Linked DNA regions of Homo sapiens: regions 1 and 3 are each linked to region 2. The links are chromatin contacts, found by Hi-C or POLR2A ChIA-PET in ENCODE. All regions are on one chromosome and are shown on one strand. The core of a region is the stretch at or near the end of the contact, and the rest is flanking DNA. Distances in the headings are between cores, read along the strand shown.

Region 1 (2,700 bases), core at 10-2,509, 140 kb after region 2:
GCCAAAGCTGGGCCCATCAGATCTTTACTCTGGGAATTTAGCACTGGGATACTGATACTATGTGATCTAGATGTGTGGGAAACAAGTTTAAAGGTAACATAAAGTCTGGGTTCCATAATTTTTTTTGACTTTATGAACCATCTGGTTTACAACATCTGGTTATCATAATAACTGAGATTATTATGATAATTTCTGTATTAAAAGGACAGAAGAACCAGCTATAAAGCAGAAAAAAAGGATGCAGACACATTTAAAATAGAAACTACAAAAAATGGAGAGATTTGCAGTTTGTTAAATTTCTAATTCTCGTGAATTCCATAAGAATCTCTGCTTCCTTTACTTTCCCTGGTTTTCTGGAATTAGTTTGGGTGAATGTCTTTTCCTTTGCAAACAAACTTTCCCTGACTTAGACAGACCTTATACTGGTTAGGAATCTTGATTGCAAGAGACAGAAAACCCAACTTAACTGGATTAAGCCAAAGGACTCATACTGGCTTAAATACCCGAAAGTCCAGGGTATAGCTTGATGTAGGGACTAAAAAATGTCATGTAGACATGGTTCTCTGCATCCCCCAGTTCTACCTTCTGTGGTGTTCACTTAATTCTCAACCTTAGAAACTCTCATCTTCAATCATTCTGGCTACGAACAGTCTAAAAAGAAAGAACACTTTCCTACAACTCCTGAGCAAGTCTTGGATTCACTCTGATTGTGACCACATTGCGTGAGTCATGGCCCATCCTTGAACTAACCCCAAGGGGTCTTTTGCCAAGTCTGAGTCATATGTTCACTCCTGGGTAGGGAAAAACCTCATTGGAACCACATTGACTGAAAATGAGGAGGGAGGTTTTCTTAAATTCTGGATTCTGTTACAAAATAGAAATGATGCTGAGTAGACAAAGAAACAATAGATGCCAACACAGGCATTTAGATACATTCTAATTTTTTATTATTGCCTGTAACACTTATGTGCAGCCTTGTCCATAAATATTTGTTCACATCTCTCATTATGTCTTTAGGATATTGTTTAGCTCTGTTGTTGCATTGCAAATCACCCCCAAACTTAGTGGCTTAAAACAAAGACAATGATTCATTTCTCACTATTCTGTGGGCTGGCTGGGCTCAGCTGGGAAGTTCTGCTCCTTGTGGTATAGTTGAGGTTGCTCATGGAGCTGCATTCAGCTGATGAGTGGCTGGGGCTGTCCCATCCAAGACAGTCTCTTCTCCTCCTGGGCCTCTCTCCGTGTGGCTTTTCATCATTCCGCAGTGTAGCCTGAGCTTATTTATAGCGTGGTGACCAGCTTCCAGGATGTAGAGAGTGGAAATTCCCAGACAGTCCTCTTAAGGCCTAGGCCTGGAAGTCCCAGTGCCTTACTTCTGCTTCACCTTGTCAGTCAAAGCAAGTCACGGGGCCTTCCCAGATTCAGAGGGAGAAGGATATAAATATACTCCCAGAAATAGAAATGCCAGATGAAAGAGTATGCATATTTTAAGGTTCATGGTACATGTTGTGAGATTTGTTCCCCAGACAGCTTCTACCAATGTCCAACACCCCCCCCACCAGCAGTGTATAAGATCATGTGTTTCACCACACAAATGCAAACACTTAGTAATTTCACAGGTTTAAAAATAACAATGTGATTGTTGTCTTATTAATATTTGAGGGGTTAAACTTTTTCATATGCTTCTTAGCCATTAAAATAATTTTAATTATTTAATAACATATGTCTATGTTATTAGATTATGATATAGCATACCAATGTGTGCCATCATCTAGTTTAATAAAAAGCATCTTACTGTGAAATGTTCTGTGGGTTCCTCCCTAATTCTATTCCATTCTCTCCCTCTCAAAGGTAACCATTATTATAAATTTTTGTTTGTACTCCCATGCCCTTATTTTATCTTTTATAACAGCTTTTTTTGCAATATCATTCACATATCATACAATGGACCCATTTAAAGTATATAATTAATGTTTTTTGTACATTAACAGAGTTGTACAACCATCACTACAATACATTTTAAAACATTTTCATTATCCCCTAAAGAAACCCTGTACTTCTTAGCAGTTATATTCATTCTCCCCTTTCCCCTAACTCCCACCCTAGGCAATCACTAATCAATTTTATTTCTATTTAGATTTCCTATTTGGGGTATTTCATAGAAATAAAATTATAGAATATGTGGTCTTTTGTGTCTGGCTCCTTCACTTAACATGTTTTCAAGGGTCATCTATGTTGCAGACTGTATCAATATGCCATTCCTTTTTATTACTGAGTAATATTCCATTGTGTGAATACATCACATTTTATTTGTTCATTTGTCTGTTGATGGACATTTAGGTTGTTTACATTTTTGACTATTATGAATAATGCTGTTATGAACATTCAAGTACAAGTTTGTGTAGTCTTACATTTTCAGTTCTTTTGGAGTATTTCAATACCTTGGAGTGGAATTGCTGGGTTATATGGTAACTCTGTATTTAAACTTTTGAGTAACTGTCTTTCAGAGTGTTTCACACTTTGCCAGACTGTTTTCCAAAGTGATGACAGCATTTTACATTTCCAGTAGAAGTATGAGGGTTCCAGTTTCTCCACATCCTTATCAACCCTTTGTATTATCTGTCTTTTTGATTATAGCCATCCTAGTGGGTATGAAATGGTGACTCACTGTGGTTTTCATTTACATTTCCCTAATGACTA
Region 2 (2,700 bases), core at 136-2,635:
TAATTACTTACAACTCAAGGTGATTACTTTTTATTAGCATGGATAACTATATGTTGCACAATTACACATAATAGGTGTTTATTTTTATTTTAATGTTTATACATGGTAATATAAACTGTGTATAAATTTCCTCCCTGAAGAGACTGAGAATTATCAATGCAGACACACACACAGCATGTAATACGCGCGTTCGTGACTCAGTGGTTGGTCTGCGTGTTCAGAGCTGCATCTTGTGGTGGCGCTGAAGCAACGCTAGGCATTTACCAAACTCACAAAAACGCACACCCAACGCTATCTACCAAATGGACATTTTGTCAAAGGATCCTGGTTTATCGAGAGGGAAAAAACCGTACCCAGAATTTAAAAATTCTAAAATTCTTAATGGTAACTGCTGAAACCAACCTCGTGCGGCAAAGATGGCGTCAGGCGAGCTTTTCTGTCGCCGCCACACGAGGGAGCCGCCATCAGCAAGTCCCCCGCAGCTGACAGGCGCGAGGGGACCAGAGGCACTTCCGGCCCAGCCCCCTCAGCTACAGGGCCATGCCTTCAGGACGCCCCACACCCCACGCTGAGGCCCCCACGAACCCCGCCCACCCCACCAAGTACAGGGACCAGGAGGGAACCACTTCCTAAGGAAGCTCCGGCCCTCGAAGTTTAAGAAGGCAAGTCCCTCAGCAGGCCCGCCGCCATCTTGCGGAGCCACGGGGAGAGCGCGCCAGAAATGAGGCTGGCGGGGCGGAGGCGCGTGGGAGTGGGGGAGGGGCGGAGGCGCGTGAGTGGGGGAGCGCGTGGGAGTGGGGGCGGGGTGGGGCAGTCGGGGGTGGGGAACCCGCACCCCAAACCTCTGCCAGTAGAGAACCCGAACCGGGAAATGGGTGCCTCAAGAAGGCCGTGGCCCTTGCACGTGGCCGGCGAGGCAGCGCGTCCTCGGGGCCCACCCCCACCTTGCCGCCCTTGGCGTCCCGCGCCTGCCTCTCTGTGTAGGCCGCGCCACTGCCAGGCCGCCTCTCCCAACTCTGTGGGCCATGGCTGTGGTGCGTCCAGGCAGGTGCCCCCCAAACAGGAAAGCCGAGGATGACTTCACTTTCCGACCCTGCAGAGCCGAGTTTCACCCACGAGTGAAGACTCCGCCAGCCTTGCCCCTCGGGCCTCTCCCTCAACTCACCATGATGGCGGCAGGCAGCAGTTCCCGACCGGCTCCAGGAGGAGCAGAGGCTGTGCTTGGCGCACCACTTCTGGGGCTGCTGTGAGGTCCGCTGGAACCCGCTGCGCGGCTTCGAGTGGTCAAAGGAGCCAAAGATGAAGAGAAAAGGAAAACCAAGAGCGGGTGACAAGGCTGAGGAGCCCCGAAAGGCGGACCGTCAGGCTGAGGAGCGCAGGCGGACTGAGGCGTGGTCCGCGGGGCTCAGGGAGGTGGCTCCTGCGCCGGGTATCGGGGCGCGTGGTATCGGCCTCAGCCAATGGGTGGCAGCGCCCCGCCCCCTGCGTGGGGGGGCTGCGGGGGACGACGGCGCCCACGCGGCGGGGGCGTAGGGTACGCAGCGCGTGTGCGCAGGTCCGGTGCCTCAGTCCCAGGAAGGCGCCGCGCTCACATAGACCCACAGACACACACATCACCCCCAAAACACCCCTAAAATAAGTATGCATACTGAAATGTATGGTATAGTTTACAAAAATGATAATCTAATGTGTCTAGGCTGCAGTTTCCAAATGGCTTCTCTAAGGCACAGGGTTAGCGCCATCACTTTTAGCTTCACACTCACCCCAAAATCTTTTTTAAATGCCTACAGAAATAAATCGAAGCAAGTCTGTGGAAAACAGAAGGAGACATCAACAGGCCAGAAACTTGCACTCCTTTCTGTCAAGTTTGAGATAGAAGGGGTTGGATGGGAGGAAATGCCAGTTTGACATTCAGGATGTTTGTTCTTTCAAGAAATAGTTACTGAGTGCCTGTGATTACCAGGTACAGCAGATGCAGGAGTGAACAGAATAACAGAACATGTGTTTGCTCAGGGATCTTACATTTTAATGGGAGAATTCACCTTCCAGGCCTTACAGGAAGGCGCTAGGCCTGCCTAGAGAATTCTAGAACATTCTTAAGGTCAGAATACGGGCGTAGAGCAGGAGCAAGCTGTGGGCCAGTTGGTGGAGCCCATCACGTAACTTCGGGAACCACTGCAGCACCTTAGCTATACACACAGGGCTAAGTAGCTATGACCTTTATCCACAAACTTCACTTCTGTACTGACGGAAAGCATTAAAATGTTACTTTTTGAGCTGGCAAAACGGTGGACTTCTATAACGTGAGCAGTATCTCATTACTAACACCTAGTAATGCGGGATTAAAATAAAACGTTTTATTTTCAATATGCAGCTAAACCCATAAGAAAAGAAGGGAAATTCCAAGTACCAAAAATAAACTGAAAACCAGAGCAATGACTTATTCAACTGATTCTTCTCCTGCCCGGGATATGGGGGCTGGGCTGTAGGGCAGCCAGTCATACTAGTTTGCCCAGGACTTACATGATTTTAGCACTGAGAAATTCCTACGTCCCTAAGGAAACCAGAAGGATTGGTCATCCTAGGTGTGGGCAAAGTGTTGTTACTCTCTGTAACTTGAGATCTGGATGTTTAGTGGTAGGAGGTAAGGGCTCAGGGTGGGAGCTGGAACTGAGTACTCTGCAAAACGCCATTGTCCCT
Region 3 (2,700 bases), core at 117-2,616, 240 kb after region 2:
AGTGTTATTAACACTGGGAAGTTATTTGTCAATATATAACAAAAAGCCTTTAAAATGTTTATATCTTTCAACCGAGTCATCTATTTTAAAGAAATAATAATTTTGTAAAGGAAACAAAAAGTTATACTCAAAGATATCCTTGCAGTGCTACAATTTTTAATGGGGAGAATTGGAAACAAGCTCAGAACAATAAAAGGGTGGGTGGTTAAATATGCTACTTAGAATGAAATATGCTGGCATTAAAATGAGATTTTAGTAATAATCTATGGTCATAGCTACCATTTATGAAGAGTTTACTATATGCCAGGCCCCAAGCTAAGCACTTTGAAAATATATTATTTTATTTAAATCTTATTACAACAGATTAGTAACCTCCCAACTTCCAACAATTTTATCACCTCATTTAAACTCATTTGACAAATTAGAAAATGGGGGAAAAAAGTGTTAACATGAGCAAATTCTCTTGATATTCCTTTAAGCAAAAAAAAAAAAAAAAAGGAAGTATACAAAGTTGTATGCACAGTAGTCCCCTCTTATCTGCTTATCTGCATGGGATGCCTTCCAAGACCCCCCACCAGATGCCTGAAACCTCAAATAGTACTGAATCCTATATATTCTCTGTTTTTTCAAACTGATAACCAAAACAACTACTATGTGGTATACATCGTGGGTATTCTGGACAAAAGGATATTTCACATTTCAGGAGGACCTAGTGGGACAGCGTGGGAGTTCATCAAGCACCTTAGAATATTGCACGATTTTAAACTTATGAATTGTTTATTTCTGGAATTTTTCATTTACTATTTTCAGACTGCAGTTGACTGCAAATAACTAAAACGTTGGAAAGTGAAAGTGCAGGTGAGAAGGGACTGCCGTAGTTTCAGCTCAACTATAGAAGTACAATAAACCCACTCATAATCTTGTAAGTAGGAATAAAACTCCAAACTGCATAAAGTGCAGGTTTGTATTATTACCAAGTTCCTGAAGTATCAGTGGGGGCTGGAAGGTGGAGGACAGCTCCATCGCTAGTCATTCACATGCATTATTCTGGATACATGAAGTTTAGTGAGAAATTTACCGAGATGTTGAGTGATTTTTCTCTGTATTGTAGCATTATGGGTAATTTATGCTTTTCTGGCTTTTCCACATTTTCTACAATTAGCATGTAGACGTATTGCATTAAAAATGCTTTGAAAAGTTTAGAAAACTTAAAGCAATTTGTTTTACTAATTTTTTAAAATAAGAGGGCAATGACATCTCTATTCTTTACAGTCCTTTTAGATCTGACAGCTCAGTAATTTAGACAGGAGAGAGAAAAGACAAAGCCCAGTGGTCAGAGGGAAATGGGAGGTGTGTCCCCTCCCAGCTACAGTGAGGGGGCCACGTGACGCCTGTGGCAGCATCTGTGGTCACATATGTTACAAGTGAAAAAAATATCACAATGAGGTTGGTAAAGCCTTGGGCATTACCCAACCTCATGTAGCTACCAAAATGTTTATTAAAAAACTATTTACAAAAGAAAGAAAGACACTATTAAGGGGTAAAACCAGTTTTCTGTATTATCTAAGAATAGAGATGCTCCCCCAAGTTAGCATGAGAGGCTAATTAGGGAACAGCGCTCTTTGACAAGAAACAAGAAGCAGGCTGGTCTCCTTCTGCTGTTTGCAGGATCTTTGAAAACTGAACTGAAGTTAACTTTGAGGCCGGCCCAGCATTTGTTAAATCTGAGCTTCTGAAGCTGCCGCAGCTGCAAGGTGTGCTCCCAGCTCCTGCAGCAACCCAAGTAACCGGGGGAAGTGCCGGAGGTGGTGAGCAGAAGTAGGGAGAGGGGCGATCCCCCTGCAGGATGGGATGCCAGGCCCAGGGTTGGGCCTTACAGGAAGTGCCCAGCTTTTGTTGAGGTGGCTGTGCCAAGCAGCAGAGGGCCCGCCCTTGTTTGTTGGGGTTTTCCTACTGGGTTCCGTGATGAGGTGGCTTAAAAGCAGAAGACTCAGAGAACCCTAAACGCTGGCTCAGGCCTGAAGGCTGAAGTTAGGTGCATTTAGAGAAATCGTTCATGTATGCAGGGGGCAGCTGGAGCAGCTGAGAGAGAGAAATGTCAAGTATTAGGTTCCAGATGGGCTCCTAGCAACATAATGCTAATTTTCCAGAGTGCTTTCACCTTTCTTCAGAGCCACTCATTCGTTCCTTCAACTGATGTTTACTCAGTATTGTTATAGGCACTGGAGAAGCCAAGATAAATAAGACACCTTTGCTGCCCATCCAGGTAGGAGACAGAGAACCAACAAACACATTTCAGTGTGGTGAGTGCTGTGGTGGGCCCAAGACCAGGGCACTGTGGGCACTCCCTGGAGAAGAACCTCACCGAAGCCAGGGGTTCAAGGAAGTGATAATATCTGAGCTATGTCTTACTTTGGTGCGTCTCCGATTGTAACGGATGCAAAAAGCACTTGGGGATCGTGTTAAAATGCAGGTTCTGATTCAGCAGGGTTGGGTGGAGCCTGAGATTTTGCGTTTTTAACAAGCTCCCAAGTAATGCCAATGCTGCTGGTCCAAGGTCCACATTTCAAGTAGCAAAGTCCTAAATGATGTCTAAGAAGGAGTCAGCCAGGTGGAGAAGTGGGAAAGGATATTCCTAAGAGAAGGCACATTCCACGCACTCCACTTAGGGAGCAGGAAGGGTTGCCCCTTGAGGGAAGT

What was found. A loop is a pair of places that touch in the nucleus more often than their neighbours do. ChIA-PET counts read pairs that join two places held with the same protein, here RNA polymerase II (POLR2A). Pooled maps may share reads with other maps.
Region 1: a loop to region 2 is called in a pooled map of gastrocnemius medialis, with 2.4 times the contacts of the local background. The contact joins the enhancer-like site here to the promoter of DAZL in region 2. A Hi-C loop is called at or near these places in 1 of 168 maps with a recorded cell type or tissue (Right ventricle myocardium inferior) and 6 of 50 pooled maps. POLR2A ChIA-PET finds 5 or more read pairs at or near these places in 1 of 52 experiments (activated CD4-positive, alpha-beta memory T cell).
Region 3: a map of GM12878 shows a loop between it and region 2 (2.9-fold over the local background). The contact joins the enhancer-like site here to the promoter of DAZL in region 2. A Hi-C loop is called at or near these places in 4 of 168 maps with a recorded cell type or tissue (CD4-positive, alpha-beta memory T cell, Caco-2, GM12878 and 1 more), 2 of 37 single-sample maps with no recorded cell type and 12 of 50 pooled maps. POLR2A ChIA-PET finds 5 or more read pairs at or near these places in 1 of 52 experiments (OCI-LY7).

The regions. Positions count from the first base shown.
Region 1 is chr3:16,740,837-16,743,536 of GRCh38, forward strand. The region is part of intron 1 of PLCL2UT (PLCL2 upstream transcript); the gene reads left to right. Among named protein-coding and RNA genes, the nearest start is that of PLCL2UT, 18 kb to the left of the region's middle. Within about 2 kb of position 1,260, at least 4 of the 41 ENCODE cell types and tissues checked have a DNase peak (open chromatin) inside an H3K27ac peak, as active enhancers do.
Region 2 is chr3:16,604,038-16,606,737 of GRCh38, forward strand. DAZL (deleted in azoospermia like) reads right to left here and starts at 1,386. Exons shown (of 11, transcript NM_001351.4): 1 at 1,166-1,386. The coding sequence starts at 1,168.
Region 3 is chr3:16,840,650-16,843,349 of GRCh38, forward strand. No RefSeq gene overlaps it. Among named protein-coding and RNA genes, the nearest start is that of PLCL2, 43 kb to the right of the region's middle. RefSeq lists an enhancer at 1,667-1,916. Within about 2 kb of position 1,367, at least 22 of the 41 ENCODE cell types and tissues checked have a DNase peak (open chromatin) inside an H3K27ac peak, as active enhancers do; they include GM12878, OCI-LY7 and psoas muscle, where a contact is called at or near this core.